Regions from separate parts of the Mus musculus genome. Here region 2 is linked to region 1. The links are chromatin loops, found by intact Hi-C in ENCODE. Cell type or tissue: heart. All regions are shown on one strand.

Region 1 (8,000 bases):
GTGATCTGTGAAACTGGTGTCAGGGTCTGGTGAAGAATACAGGTTGATTGTACATGTTTTTCTCAAGGGAAAAAAGTCCAGAGTATAAGATTAGGTAACTGCAGATTTTAACATTTGCATGTCTAGTACCTGTATAGAAGTATTAGAGTTAAACATTCTTATTGGTATACATGATATAAATAAGTTTAAGTTTATATGAATTATGTGTTGTCCTTGCTGGTCTTCCTATTTTCACATTACTAAAGTGTTGTTCTGTTCCAACCTTTGTAAATATGCCAAACAAAAGATGGTATGAAAGGACCACCATTTATGTTAACTTGTCCAAAATAATTTAAATTATTTACTATATTTAATTATGTATTTAATAAAAATATATAATTTAAATATTGTATATGTTTATACAAATTTACAAAAAAACAGAAGCCAGATCCGGCTTAGCATATATGATGCTACACCTTTATGTTAGTTGGAAAATTCAATCCCACATGTTTCTCCATGAACTGTACAGCTATATCCATATTTGTTGGAGCATGTGCAATTAGGAATATATTCATATGAGAGAATGTAAAACTATTGCTTTATTTTTAACTATTGTACAAAAGTGTTGTGTTTTATAAAAGAGAAAGAGCCGGGATATGTTTGGTAGAAGCGCAGGATGATAGAGTGGAAGGGGGCTCCTTTGTGGGCTCATGCTGAGGTATCCCTTCCCCCTGAGGTACCAGCCATACAACAGATACAGTATGGAAAAGAGTTTATCTAGGGCATGGTGAGGGGAATTGAGGAGGGAGTAGAGATAGAGAAAGGCCAAGAGAGAGACAGAGAGTAGAGGAAAGTGAAAGGAGAGGCCAGTCAGGAGCCTGTAGAGGGGGGAGGGGAATGGGGACAGAGAGGGTAAGAGAGTAAGTGAGTCAGGCACACCTGTTGCCAGGTTACTGTGGGGCAGAGCCTAGAAGGAATGCTAAAGAAAAAGTTTTTCTCCTCTTGCTCCTCTCTTGCCTCTCTCTCTCTCTCTCTCTCTCTCTTGCCTCTTGCCCCCTTGCTCCCCCTCTCTCCTCATTCCCTTCCCCCTCTCTCCGCATGGTCGTGGCTTGTTTCTACTCTCTCCCTGTCTGTCTTTCTCTGCCTCTACTGCCCTCTTAGCTCCCCTCCCCATGCCCTGAATAAACTCTATCTATATATATATATATTTTTAAAGAAAGAAAACCCAGTTTTTCTTATGCCATTTTCATACAGAGTTTAGGTTGACTATCCTCCCACCCTTTCCGTCTCCCCAATTTCCATGTCCCCCCTACCTCTGTCTAAGCCTTTCTCATTCATTATTCTTCATTCTACTTTTACATCACATGTTTTGTTACCATATTTATCACTCTTCTTTAAAGTCTCTGTTTACTCCTCTCATGGGTCCCTTTCTGTTCACTTGGCATCCACATCCACATCCTACATTCATCTCTCCCCACCCCTCAAGTACATACATGTGAAACCGAGAAGCCAAGAGCTCTTTTGGGCATATACCCATTGTGTATACCCATATATGCAATCTAACGTATTCAGCCATAAAGATAAAACACATGTAGTGTTTGTTTTGTTTTGCCTGTGATGGCTCACTTAATATATTTCAGTTCTATCCATTTCCTGACAAATCTTGTCTTTTTATTTTCCTTTATGACTGAATAAATTAGAGTGTGCCTATATACTACATATTCATATCTGCTGATGGACATCTAGGTTAATTCCATTTCCTGCTATTGTGAAAAGAGCAGCAACAAGCACGGATGTACAAGTGTTTCTGCGGTAGGAAATAAAGTCCTTTGGGAGCGTATTCGGGAATAGTATAGCTGGCTCACAGAGCAGTGAAATTTCCGGGTTTGAGAAGCCTCCACACTCATTTCCATAGTGGTTGCAGCAGTGTGCACTAATCTTTTTTTTACACTCCAGATTTTATTCCCCTCCTGGTTCACCCTCTGACTGTTCCACATGTCACACCTCCTTCCCCTGTCTCCATGAGGATGTCCTCACAGCCCTCCACCCCACATGACCTCTAAACTCCCTGGGGCCTCCAGTCTTCTCTGACTGAATCCAGACTGGGCAGTCCTCTACTGTATGTGTGTTGGGGGCCTCCTATCAGCTGGTGTGTGCTGCCAGTTTGGTGGTCCTGTGTCTGAGAGATCTTGGGAGTCCAGGTTATTTAAGACTGCTGGTCCTCCTACAGGGTCACCCTCCTCCTCAGCTTCTTTCAGCTTTTCCCTAATTCAACCACAGGGGTCAGCAGCTTCTGTTCATTGGTTGGGTGCAAGTATCTGCATCTGACTCTTTCAGCTGCTTGTTGGGTCTTTCAGAGGGCAGTCATGCTAGGTCCCTTTTTGTTAGCACTCCATGGCTGCAGTAATAGTGTCAGGCCTTGGGGCCTCCCCCTTGAGCTCCATCCCACTTTGAGCCTCTCACTAAACTTCCACTATAAAGGAAGCAAACACACAGAGTGTGAAAGGAGATCTATTCCTATAGAAGTTTTTTTTTAACACAACTTGAACACAAGCTACTTTTACATAAGATCAGAAACATCAAAACAGAGAGTTTCAGGGTTACAAAAATACAATGTAAGTTACACATGAAATTCCTATGATGTCATCTCAGGTATCAGGGGTGGAATAAACTTAGGGAATGAGAATATCCAAGATCAAAGTTAGACTCCACTTTTTTTGCTAGCTATTTAAGCTTGAAATGATTCCCCAAGCTTCAGGGGTTCACAGTGTTCATCTGCAAACAGCCCATGTTTCTATTATATACATCCCGAGACTGCTGGCAATAGGATACAATAACATATAAGAGAGTTTGTAAATGAAAAAAATTAAACGATGAGTGTTAATATTACTCCAAAACTTATTAAAATGGAGACTTGTGGAGAACTGTACATAATTAGCACCTAGTGGTAGTAAGCATACAGACTGAAACTCAATGGGAAAGTCATGCAAACGTTTTCAACCTTCACTAACAATGGTTAAAACATTAATTTTTTTCAAAAAAATGTAAAACAGAAAAACTTTTGGAGGAAAAACCTGGAAAGACCCATATTTCTCAGACAGTCGGCATATCAATAATGTGTTACAGTGATTTACAGAATCATCATGTACTCGGTCTTTAGTCACTTTATTTCCACCACTTATGGTATCTAACAAACGATATTAACTGTCCCCCCCCCCCCAAGGAATCAAGCATGCTTTACACGAGGTGAACAAACGTCTGCTTCTAAATCACATTCAGTGTAGGCATGCAGGAATGCGACACATAAATTGTTACAGCACGTGTTTCTTGACAGTTTTAAACTATGATTCCTTAGGTCCACAGATGTCCCGTTTCCGATGCAGAGAGAATTCTTCAAAAAGTCGTGGCTATTTCATAGGAATCTGGAAACGGGACAGACACGCGTCCAGATCCAGTCACAAGAGGCAGGATCCCAGCAATCGGTATCACTTGCCAGGAGAGAGTCAAAGTGACATTCCTGTTTCCCTTGAGCCCGTGTCCATCGTCAAAGAAAAAATACTTGCTTTTGACGTCTTTCAGGTTCAGCTTGGGGTTCTCGCCTCGCAGAAGGATCTTGTCCCAGAGGACCACCTGGTTCACAGCGTTGCTTTTGGTGGAATATTCTGCCGACAGATAAAGGAAGAGCTGCTTGACGTTCCAGTCGAAAGTCTTCTCCAGATCCGCAGAGATGTGGAAGGTGATGAAGCCCAGGTCGCTCTTCTTTCTGGGTCCGGTGAAGTCTTCCACTTTTTTGAGCAGGATCCTGGAGACGTGCAGGCGCACGGGCGCGCTCCTGTCTTTGAAGGCGGTGGTGAGGATGCAGCCCAAGGTGAGCGCCGCCATGACGCTCAGCGTGAAGGCGAACAGCGAGTTGGCCCGGGACAGCAGGGAGTTCATCTTGCAGGGTGTTCAATCGGCGGCTCCCTCCACGCGGGCTCCACCGGCGCTCGCTGGCTGGCTGGCTGGCTGGCTGGCTCGGCACGGGGCGTGCAGTTCGCTCCGCGGTCCCTCTGCCTTCCTCTGGCTCGCGCGGAATGCCGGGCTCGCGCACGCGTCCCTGGAGCGCGCACCGCCCACGATGCCTGCCCCCTCCCCCGCCCCAAGCCACTAGTTAACCCTACAACCACTGTCTGCTGAGAGTCTAAGGCACTTGGAGCATCTCATAGAAAGCCGCAGCCTGGCTGAATGAGCCCAGCGGTGCCTTGAACTGTCTCACCCTCACACCCAGACACAGTCACGGAAGGTCCCTGGCACCAACCACAGCCCCTGCCCCGGCACACAAAGCCCTGGCCAGGGAACCCTCTCCCTCTGCACACTGCTGCATCATGGCTTCCATACATCCTAGCCCCTCCCCTGGCCTTCTGCAACAGGCTGCTGATGCCTGGACTTCCTTTCCCCCACACTAGGCTAATCCTGCCTCTGCAGTCCATTCTCTACACACAGACCAGCCATTCCCTACAGGTCATGTCACCCCCCTTGCTGGGATCCTCCGCCCTCAGCATACAGTCTTAGTGGCAGAGGAGGCCCAGACTCTGCTGCATCTGCCCTGTCCACCCCTCACCCCCTACCATCCTGATGGTTGTCTGCCAGGCTGCAGCCAGTGGGCTTGCTGTCCTCTGCTCCTGGGTTAGCTGGAGCACACACAGTCCAAGCGCACCAAGACCTGGCCTGTCTGTGCATGGCTTCTTTGCATTCAGGACTCAGTTCTAAGGCCACTTCCAGCAAAGGCTTTCAGTGACAACTCCATGTAATCCCCTGTTCAAACTGTTTTCTGTTTATTTTCTTCACACAGAAATCCCCATATAACTTGCCTGGTTAGTTGTTTTCTTACCCAGTTTTGCCAATGCACAGTGGCCTCTTTCTGTCTTCTTTCTGCTACTTTTCCAGTGCCTAAGCCAGTGTTCTGTATATTCATTACTGAATGATTATTAATAAATTGAAAGAATTACTGACACTTTAGAGAAGATAGAAAATTTACAACTGAGAACTCTGACAAAACACACTAAATTATTTAAGATATTAAAAGATCTTGTTGCAAATAGACATCAGTGCTTTTCAAAACTCAGTGACTATCAGAATCAGCTGAAATCTACCCACCTCAATTCCATGGGTTTTTTTGTTTTGTCTTTTTTATTCAAAAGAGTTTATTCTTCGAGTTTAATAAGCACCAGCAGAAGATTTGAGTGGGGGAAGGTTCCACACTTGGAAAAAATCCTGACTTCTTTTGTCAACATTTTAACCCAACTAATTTAATGGCACCATGCAGAGTTCTGGGACAACTGGAATGTTTTTATTGATGAAATTTATCCAAGTGCCCTGAGAACACAGGTTCTTCCCTACCTGGGATCAGTAAACTCTAGAGAGTAGATCTGTTCATTAAAAGGATTAGCTTCCTTCCTTCCTTCCTTCCTTCCTTCCTTCCTTCCTTCCTTCCTTCCTTCCTTCCTTCCTCCCTCCCTCCCTCCCTTCCTTCCTTCCTTTTCTATGTATGTGAGAACACTGTCTGTCTCAGACACAACAGAAGCCATCAGATGGCTGTGAGCCACCATGTGGTTACTGGAAATTGAACTCAGGATCTCTGGAAGAGCAGTCAATGCTCCTAACTGCTGAGCCATCTCTCCAGCCTAAGGCTTGGTATTCTTATCCTTTTGTTTAGAAGGGACTGGTTCCAGGTAGTGCCCTAAAGATGGAACTCTGATGTCTTCACTCTTACTCCTTTAACCTGATTCTAGTTAGCAGAATCTTCACCCTTGCCTATGGCAAACAGCACAGGTTTAAGTATCATAAATTTAACGAAGAGTTCTAGGAATTCTGAACCACCTGATGATAGTTACTTTAAAGAACTCCTTCCCTCCCCCTGAGACAATAGGATGCTTTCCCATGTAGGATCTCAACCTCAGAGTGTCTCTTGTTCAGGTATGTTCAGAATTGTTACTTGCTAGTGTGGAGGAGACTTGTGGATTGGGTAGTGTTTTACTAAAAGTGTCCCCATAATGGGGACAGAATCTCTCCAGAAGCCGATCCTACTAACTCTACATCAGACTTGTTTCTTCACTCTGAGCCTCAGATTCTGCACTGCACATTAACCATCTTTTCTGGACTATTATAGTAAAAGACAGGGAAGGGAGAAAGCATGTGGAATAGAGATAAAAGCGAGCAGATGGGAAAGGCAGACTCGATTCACTGGAAGCTGTACAGTGATGCTTTTTCTTGTCCCAGCTTTACCCCACAACTCTTCCTACACACCGAACAATGGAACGGAGACTCCCCTAACAGATCTGTGGGCTTTTTTCCTGTTTACTATGTAGCCAGTCCATGATGATGTTAAAGATATTGCTTGACTGAATCAAGCAGGTCAAGTGCCAGAAAGTCCCATATGCTGAGGGGCAACTACATACCATACACTGTCAGTTGCTAGTTTTAGACATTTTTAAAAGCTATCTTCTGAGGTGGGTAGCATTACTTCCTTTGTACAGATAAGCAGATGTTTTAGAAAGCAAATAATATGCTCAAGCAATTCTGTGAAGAAATCAACTTAACACTGAGACTATCTTGAAGGGGCATTTATTGGCTAAATTGTGGAAAAATTAGCACATATATGCATATACATATATATGCATCAATAGCCAAAGGTGGTAACTTCTGAGAAAAATGTGACTCTGAGTCAGATTGACTCCAACATATTATAAATGAGTAAATGGGCAGGAAAAATCTCTATCACATCTCAAATGTCAAGTATTAATTTTAGAAGAAAAATCTGAATTAGAAAAGCAACACATGACAACACCATAGTGATAAGTGATTCAGGCATAAATCATAAGTGAAAGCATAGACCGCATCAGTTTCCACAGCAAGCACTGGGTTGTCATGGTAACCACACTGTCCAAGGAAAGCTGGGAAAATAACAATGGTGGTAATCTGATTTCTAATATGTGCTAGGATCTGAGTAAGAATGGCAAATGGCATGATTTGGTTAGTTAATTTCAAGTATTCCTCATGATAACCATTCCTAGCAGCTCCAGTAACATAAATATACATATGTTCATATGATCACAAATTCATATATACTTATATGTGTATACACACACACACACACACACACACACACACACACACACACACATATATATATATATATATATATATATATATCCTTCTTCCTGTCTTTCTCACCACCCAAGATTCCAAGGATGCATTATGGTAAATTTACTGAGAGGTGAAGAAGCAAAACCACACCTTTCAACAGATTAATTTTGAACCATATATATTAATTAAAGCTGACTTTTCTATGTTCTCTCAACAAACTGATTTTTCTATAGATTGTCAACAAATAAAAACTGGCATTTTGATCCCTAGTTCCTGTATATTTTTGATGACTTCTTGAAACATATGTGAATGTATAGGAAAATGGATGTTAAGCAGGAAAGTACTTTTCACAAGCTAGAATTGTGCTTCTAACCATTTTTTGTATCAGTTTTTTTGAACAATAACTATTGCATATTTGTTCACTAACATTTTGGGGAATATATGATAGCCTGTATTTGTATTTTTGAAATACTGTCATTTAAAAATCACCACAAAATATGAAGCACTTGTGTGGATTATCTATGTACAAGAAGTTATGTCTGTATATTAAATACTACAAGATGTTGCTCCAGTAATTAAATCAGTCAATTGGGAGGCACATCTTGTTCATGTGTCCGAAGACTTTGATTATTTATATGTTAATTTTTTCCAATCTAATCTAAAGACTCATCACAATCCCAGTAAAAATTGCTATCCTTCGTTCTTGATGTGTTCCTCAGGTACAGGTGCTTCACTCAGGAACCAATTCCTGCCTTACTATATATATATCCTGCCTTCCCTGGCATGGCAATTACTTACCTGATAAATGTATTTACAGGGATAGCAAGGAGTTGCTCAGCTCAAGTCCTCTCCTTTCAAAACCCTTGGAGATGGTCTCTTCTGAGCAAGCCTGCTTT
Region 2 (8,000 bases), 280 kb before region 1:
ATGAAATGTGTTCTTTACATACATTACTTTGAAAACTGAAATCATATTTTTAAATATTGTTATTGAGACAAGGTCTTGATATGTAGCCCTAGCTGCCCTGGAACTCACTTTGTAGACTGGCTTCTAAGTTACAACAGTTTTCCTGTTTCTGTCTCCCAGGTACTGGGATTATGGGTGTGCGCTATCACACCTACCTTGAAATCACATTTGTAAGCAATGGCCTACTTAATTCATTAGGGTAACCAAGTATATAATTCTCAATCTTCACAATTATTATTTGACATTATTTTGGAAGTTTAGTATGCGTGCATTTATGTGTATTATTTTATGAACAGTACCCATTTTCACCGCCTGATATCTCTGTATTAGTAACTAAGACGTTTCCTAGTGAAGATATCACATTTAGGAAGAAGTTGACATTGCTAGCAGCAATATGACCCAGCCTGCAGAGGCTTTTATCTAATAGACCTGCTGGCCTGTGTTTGATAACTAAAACCCACATGATGGAAGTAGAGAACTGACTCACACACGTTGTCCTCTGACCTCTAGACATGTGTTCTGGCATGTGCACATTCTGCCCACAATAGATAGATAGATAGATAGATAGATAGATAGATAGATAGATAGATAGATAGATAGATGATAGATAGATAGATAAGTAGATAGATTTAGTAACAATTTAAGAGTGAATGTTTTGCTAGGAATGAAAGTTAGTGGTAGGAAAGACCACTTAGTAGGCATTTTGAAGGTCTGGAATGTGATAACCACTGCACAAAGAGAAGTTAATTTAAAAACCACCCCATTATGTATTATTTGATTTTCAAAATAATCAATATTATTAATATGTTTGATATATAAAATGCATTTAAATAAGAAAAATAAGAAAAAACACCCCATAACGAGGAATAATGCACTATATACTACTTTAAAACACACAGCAAGTAAAATGGCTTTCCTGTGGTTAGCGGGAATATCTCAGTGTCAGAGAATAGGATTAGCATGGGCTAGCATGGGCTTGACCCTAGTACAATCCCCAGAATCAAAAATTAATACAATAAAATACAAAGCCTAGTGGAAGACCTTCTACACCTATGTATATTAATTATGAATCTATAAACACAAGGACAGAACTCAACCCAAATGACCATATATATTGATCATATTAAAATGTATATGGGGTACCTGGTACAATGATGCCTGACACTGCATCTGATGCCTTAAGTTGTAGCCCCAGGATGCACATGATCTAAGCAGAGGAACAACTCCTGCACGTTGTCCTCTGACCTCTACATGTGGACTGCAGACCATGTATGCCCCCATCAGACACACAAATTAAGCAAACAAATAAATAAGTGTAAAGAATATAAATAGATATAACTTACTAAGAAATAAATATGCTCTTATTGCCTATTGAAATGGAATATAAAATTATTTTCAAGACGTATACCCAAAGCAAACGCATCCAAGTATTAGCTTGAATGTTTAAATTTAAGTAAGCACATACCATCCAGGTACAATAATTAGAAATCAGGGGTTATAATCTTAATGTTTAAGAAAAAAACTAAAACCAAATGCAATAAAAGTGGTTTTGGAACATAAAATAATGGCAGGTCTAAATTCACTGGGAAAATGTTAGTGGTTCATGCCTACATTCCAGTCACACAGCAAAATATTGATTGAAGCAAAACTACAAGAAGGATAAGAAAAAATATAGAAAAATTCATTAACAATTGTAGATAAAAATAACATGCTCTTCTCAATGCAAAAATCAAGCATGGGATAATTAATTCATCAATAAAAAGACCTGCATCACCTAACCTCAAGGGCAACCCTATAGGAAGGCATATGAAACTCTTGTGATACAAGGCAACATAATTTCCTTATGGACCCGGAACGTGTGTGATCAGTGACTCCATGTGAGGGTATTAGATCTTGGACACAAATGAGAATACAAATTAAGATTGTGGAAAATAAGAACATTGATGAAAACAGGCAGTTTTGGTGTCTGAGGCTAGAGTATTCCAACTATTGTTTTGAGACAAAGTCTTCTGTGTAGTCCTTGCTGGCCTGGTTGAAGTTATAGAGATCCACCTGCTTCTGCCTCCCAAGTGCTGGGGAAAAGGCTTGTGCCTGGCATAGTTGAGCTATAGTTGAGCTTTACATGCACCGTTTTAATGGCTGCTGTGATAAAGCAGCACAATTAACATCAACTTAGAGGAGAAGCATTTGTCTTGACTTCCAGTTCCAGAGGAATAGACCCTATAATATTGGGGGCAGGGAGGTGGGAGGAAGCATGTGTGATAGCAAGAGCAGGAACCTGACTGAGCACTTTTGCATCCACACTCAAGAAGCACAGAGAACAGGAGTGGAGTGAGGCTATAAAAGTCCAAAGCTCACCCAAGTGATGTACCTGTCTTCAGCTACATTCCACCTCTTAAAGGCTCCTCCCTTCCAACAGAGCACCACCAAGCAGGAACCAAATCAGGGAAACATTGCTCATTTAAACCTCCACATACAGAGATAATGAAAAAGGATGCATTGAAACGTCAACTAAAAGAACCATAAGGCTATGGAAAACAAAAGAATACGAATGAAAGAACAGCTAAAAGTCAAAGTGGGATTAAGGGGAAAATTAGGGTAAGAAAAAAATCATTTGCATTGTTTTCCTTGGGTAACAAATAGAATTTCTCCTCACACAGACTGCAAATGTGGACAGAGCAGATTAAACATCAACTATGTTTTCTATTCTGCTCTCAACTAAAAGCATTCCTCAAAAGCATTTTATGCACTTGGCTACTGACAGTGCTTTTAAAATATAGTAATTATAGTATATTTCAAGCAGTATAATGTATAGCGGTATCAAAGTGTGAAATATGAATAATGTAGACACAGGTGTGTAATGCCTATGTACTGAACAATAGAAGACATTGCTGAGAGAGAAAATAGAATATATACTGTCTTTGTAATTTATAAGTCACTATTGTTATGATTGCTAAGCTTTCAGCATTAATCTATAGATTCATTGTGAGTCCCCACTAAAATCCTACCACCTTTTAGAAGAAATTGGCAAGCAAATTAGCACGCTGATTAAACATTCCTATAGAACTACAAAGGACCCAAATCCTGGGAAAAAAGAAAAAGTGGAAACAATACTTCCTAATGTGAAAAGTCATTATGAACCTACAGTTGTCAAGAGAGTATGCTCCATCCTCAAGATAAACAGGTACGTAGGCATGCTGGCACAAGCCCACAAGCCCAGCACCTGTGAGTCAGATGGAAGACAGTCAGGAGTCCAGTGGTGTTATTGACTCCACAGTGAGTTCGAGCATGCATGAGGTAGGTATATGAGATCCCATATCACAACGAGAAAAGGAAAACACACTCATATCAAAGAAACACAAAGAGTCTCAACACACTCTCATAAACAAAACACATGAACAGATGATTTCTTTGAGACATGGGTTTCTTCCCAGCCCTCAAATTGGCCGTAGGACCAAACTCGTACACATTTATGCTCCTCTTGCCACATTGTCCCAAGTTTGGGAGTCATGGCCTCTGCTACCATGCCTGATTCCTTGGACAACTGATGGTCAAGAGACCTAAATGCTGTGTAGTGGAAAGGACAATCAACAACTGTCTTGTGACTGGGATTAAGGTAGGGATTCCACAGATACGACACCAAAGCTACAGTCAAAGAATGAAGAACTAGGGAAGATGGTTGATAAAATGATAAGAAAGGCCTATGGCTAGGAGAAATATTTGAATATTGTGCACCTTGTCATTTATGTCTGATATACAGAAAATCTCGCAAGCATCAATGAGAAAATAGAAAAGCCACAACTGAAATATGGTAACAATGGAAATAAACACTACACTAAAAATACACAAATGTAAAATAAGTAAACAATAATGATCAATCTCTCTAATCATGAGAAAAGGATGAATGGAAACTACAATAAGATTCGAGCACATTCCCATAACAGTGGTCAAAATGAAAATGCACACTATTGCAAGCACCGCCAGCTGTAGGCGATGAAATTCAATGAAAGCTGGAATAACCACATGGAAATTAGGAGTTCCACCTTTTTTTTTTCCCCTTTTGGTTTTTCGAGACAGGGTTTCTCTGTGTAGCCCTGGCTGTCCTGAAACTCACCTCTGTAGACCAGGCAGGCCTTGAACTCAGAAATCCGCCTGCCTCTGCCTCCCAAGTGCTGGGATTAAAGGCGTTCGCCACCACGCCCGGCTCTAACCACCTTATTTTTATACTGACAATATGATCTAGTCGTCACCCCGATGAATATTTAACATAGATGATATGACGGTTAGATTTTATTGTCAACTAGACACAATCTAGGAGTCTTGACAAGGGATTGTCTAATTTGGTTGACCTGTGAGCCTGCCTGTGGGGGACTGTCTTCATGTTCACATGAATGGGAGGTTCCAGCCTAAAGTCAGGTGGCACCATTCCTTGTCTGGGTTTGGGTCTTGGACTGTGTAAACAAGGAGAGAGGAAGCTGAGCCCACGCGTGCATGCGTTCCTACCCTCTCTGCCCTTAACTGTGGATGTGACTTCTGCTTCAGATTCCTGCCCACTCCCACCCCCACCCCAACATCGGACTTCCCTGCCATGACGGATAGTAAGCCGGAATTCTGAGTCCAGTGAAGAGTCCTAAATGATTCTGTCAGAGTGTTTTTATGATAGCACAGGAAAGGAAGCTAGGAGGGCGGAAAAGCAGGGTTACATGAAAAGACTTACTGTCTGCATCCCTTTGAATAACTCAATGATAAACTCAGAGTCCCTAATAATGCGTGGGTTTCCCTTTTAAAAAAATTTTTTTAAAGTGCATCTGCTTAGTGTTTTCACTTCTCTCCCTGTGTCTTGTCATTCTTGTGTTACCTGAGTGCTCTCTCTCTCACTCTCACTCTCTCTCTCTCTCTCTCTCTCTCTCTCTCTCTCTCTCTGTGTGTGTGTGTGTGTGTGTGTGTGTGTGTGTGTGTGATTGTGTGACTATGTGTCCCTACAAAAGGATTTGTTTTCTTCTATTGAACAAATCAAAAAGAGTCACATGGGAAAGGAATGAGGGGTACTTTACAGAAATCTTTGAGGTTTTTAACAAGGGTTTTAGATACTGACTCCAGTTGACCCACATGAGCAGACTAATACTATCCAATAATATCAGTGTGTTGTCTGCAACATTCATGGCAGGCATTTATTTTGTAAGGTGGTGAGTTTGCTTTCCATCTATATTTGTTATTTCTAGCATTTATTAGCATAATATGTGAACAATGCATTAATCTAGGTCAGGGGCACAGAACTGTAAAGATGTGATTTAAGATTACAGCTATGCATTGGTTTAGCTTGTAAAAGTTGACTGCATGGCAAAAGTCCAAGGTAAGTAAGGTTTGTTGTTGCACTGTGCTCTGAAACGTAGGTTAAACAAATAGACTCAGTACACAACAGGATAGCTGTCTTAAGTCTTAAGTGACCTCAAGGTGTATTATTAACTCAGTGGTGAGGTCCAGCAGAACTTGCAGTTTCTTAGAATGTAAGTGGTAATGTCACAATGTTGTTTTGCTACCATTCCCAAATGCTCATAGCAGTTTGACGAACAGCAACACAAAATTCCATCAACAGGTAAACAAAGAGAGCAAGTGTGGTGCCCCAAGCCTGTAATCCCAGCATTTGGAAGCTGAGGCTGGGGAATTCCACAAATGAGATCCTGACTGAAGTGGGAGGAGGGGAATTGAACAGAGCAGGCAATACAGCTCTGTGTAGAATGTCTGCCAAGCAAGCTGAAGGCCTTGGTTCAGTTACAACCCTGCAAGACAAGTAAAGTAGGAACCACTGGTCTATGAAACAAGAGGATAAAATTCAACATAAATCTATAGATGAGATAATCCAAATCAAATCGCCAAAGTTCCACCTAACAAAGACTCTTGTGATTATACTTCACATTTTTGTCTTTTATCTTTCATATCATAATATTTCTGGAAAATGAACCAAATGGTAACACCAATATTACACTTATCTAGGGACAGGATCTTAGGAGAGATACTGAAGATAGTTACACAACCAAAAATGTTATGCCTGTGAAGTAATGATTATATATTGAGATTCATTTCTTAAGAGACAATAGCTCTGCATGATTTTAATAAGGCAATTTATACAGCATTATTAATTTAAAACATGTGTATTTTAACATCCATGTGAGATATACACTGGGCTCACTACTATTTAAGCTGGTGTTGACAGACAGCATCAGTGACCCTGTGGTTGCCCTCTCTAGTGCTCTGCCCCATTTCACAAAGGGAGAAGCTGGGCTCAGAGACCTCTACCATGTCCTATTCTTTCTCAAACCCTGCTCAACATGGAAAGTGAGTCCAAGACAGCACTTAGGGTCAGGATCCCGCATCTCTGTTGTTCTTGAGCCATTGTGCCTCCTAGTTTCAAAGCTGTAAAGACTTCACCTAGAATAGTGATCCCTGCTTCTTTCCACCTCTCAAGGATGCCCACCTCAGGGCATCCAGAGAGAAGGCAGGAGGGAGCCCATTCTTCAAATAAGGGCCTCTTGGTCCTTGTCAAACCATGTTGTCAAAACATTCGCAAGGACTTCAGAAAGGAGTCCGGTTTCTATGGCAACTGGATGCAGGAGGTCTTGGTGAAACCGGAAATGCCTCCGTGTGCCCACTCCTCCCCCCCCACCTCCACCACCCCGCCTCTTTATGCCTTTTTCTGTTTCTGAGAACAAAGCACCTTTCACCGTTTAGGTACCCTAAGGAATTGTCCCTTAAAGTGAAATGGGCACAGAACTGAAAAGTATGTTTTTAGAGGCAGAACGATGCTCATCAAACCAGATTATTTAAAAGACATTTTGGTAGCCATAAAGATATCAGGTTTCTAGGGCAATATCGATGCTAGGATTGTTAGACAAACTTATAACACTTCCACCTGGCCCTTTTACATGCCCTAGCCTGTCCCTGAAAGTAAAATTCCTTAAGGCAACCAAAGAAATCAGTCATTTGAATAGGTGTACCAGGGTGCATTTTACTAGCAGATCTCTGAGCAAATTGTGGAATCAAAACATGTTCGCAGAAGCAAAACCCTTGCAGATCTAACTAAACTGTTATTGGTCACCTTGATGACGTCAGGTTACTGTGGCAACAGCGGCCTGCAGCCTAGTCCTCCACTCTGAAACTGCTTGCACAAACCACCCCATCTCTCTCTTTCTCTAAAAGTAAAACGCTTACTCTATTGCAGGCTACCTTCCTAGAAGAGAATGCAGACAATTGGGAGAATTCTGCTCAGTTTCTGAAAGGCAAATAGATGTTTGTTTACAGAAAGTTTGTTTGCTATAATGGTGACAATAGGGACTTTGATTGTCAGAGAGACTCAGAGGTATTTATTATGGTGCAGCATAAACTGTGTTCAAATCCATTCTGATAAATCCCTTTGGGTGCATCAGTTCCCATATAAATTTAAAGTTAGGCAGCAATACCTCCTTCTCATACGTCCTTAGGAAGTTTTGGTGTATCTTATCACTTAGTGCTAGATAACAAGCAAGCTACCAATACTACTGTATATTAGTAACATTTCTATTGCTAGTGCTACTATTATGTTGAGTTATTCGGATGAGTGTGGGTTAATATTCATACATAACTTTCATCAAAGATGGTAAAGTCGTGTCCTTTGCACTGCTCAGAGAGACTGAGTTATTGGGCCGACATCATGGTTTAGCAGGTAAAGCATTTGCTGCTGTGGAGAAAGGAGAGAACCAACTCCCAAGGGTTGTGCCCTGACCTCCACACATGGGCCGGATTGCTAATTTCCTTGGTGCCCTATGTTATTGTAACTGATAACTTATGCTCCCTTTTTCTAAGTCTTAAAATTACACTTATTGATGCATATACATGGCCACTAAAAGAACATAGTTTTCCATTATGTTTCTCCTGAATTTTCCCAAACAGAACCTCTTGAATTGGCAGAAGGCATCCCTGCTTAC

Evidence for each region. A loop is a pair of places that touch in the nucleus more often than their neighbours do. Peaks named below come from ENCODE experiments on the same cell type or tissue, not always from the same donor. Only the 100,000 strongest peaks of a DNase experiment are listed, where the experiment ranks them.
Region 2: a loop joins it to region 1, with 5 times the contacts of the local background. A loop is called at or near these places in 15 of 42 quality-filtered maps.

The regions. Positions count from the first base shown.
Region 1 is chrX:136,029,421-136,037,420 of GRCm38, reverse strand. It overlaps Arxes1 (adipocyte-related X-chromosome expressed sequence 1), which reads right to left and starts at 4,054. Exons shown (of 1, transcript NM_029541.3): 1 at 2,475-4,054. The coding sequence starts at 3,915. The coding sequence ends at 3,373. In heart, no CTCF peak of the experiment used is centred here; no DNase peak of the experiment used is centred here; H3K4me3 peaks cover 506 bases.
Region 2 is chrX:136,312,647-136,320,646 of GRCm38, reverse strand. No RefSeq gene overlaps it. Among named protein-coding and RNA genes, the nearest start is that of n-TAtgc2, 41 kb to the left of the region's middle. In heart, no CTCF peak of the experiment used is centred here; no DNase peak of the experiment used is centred here.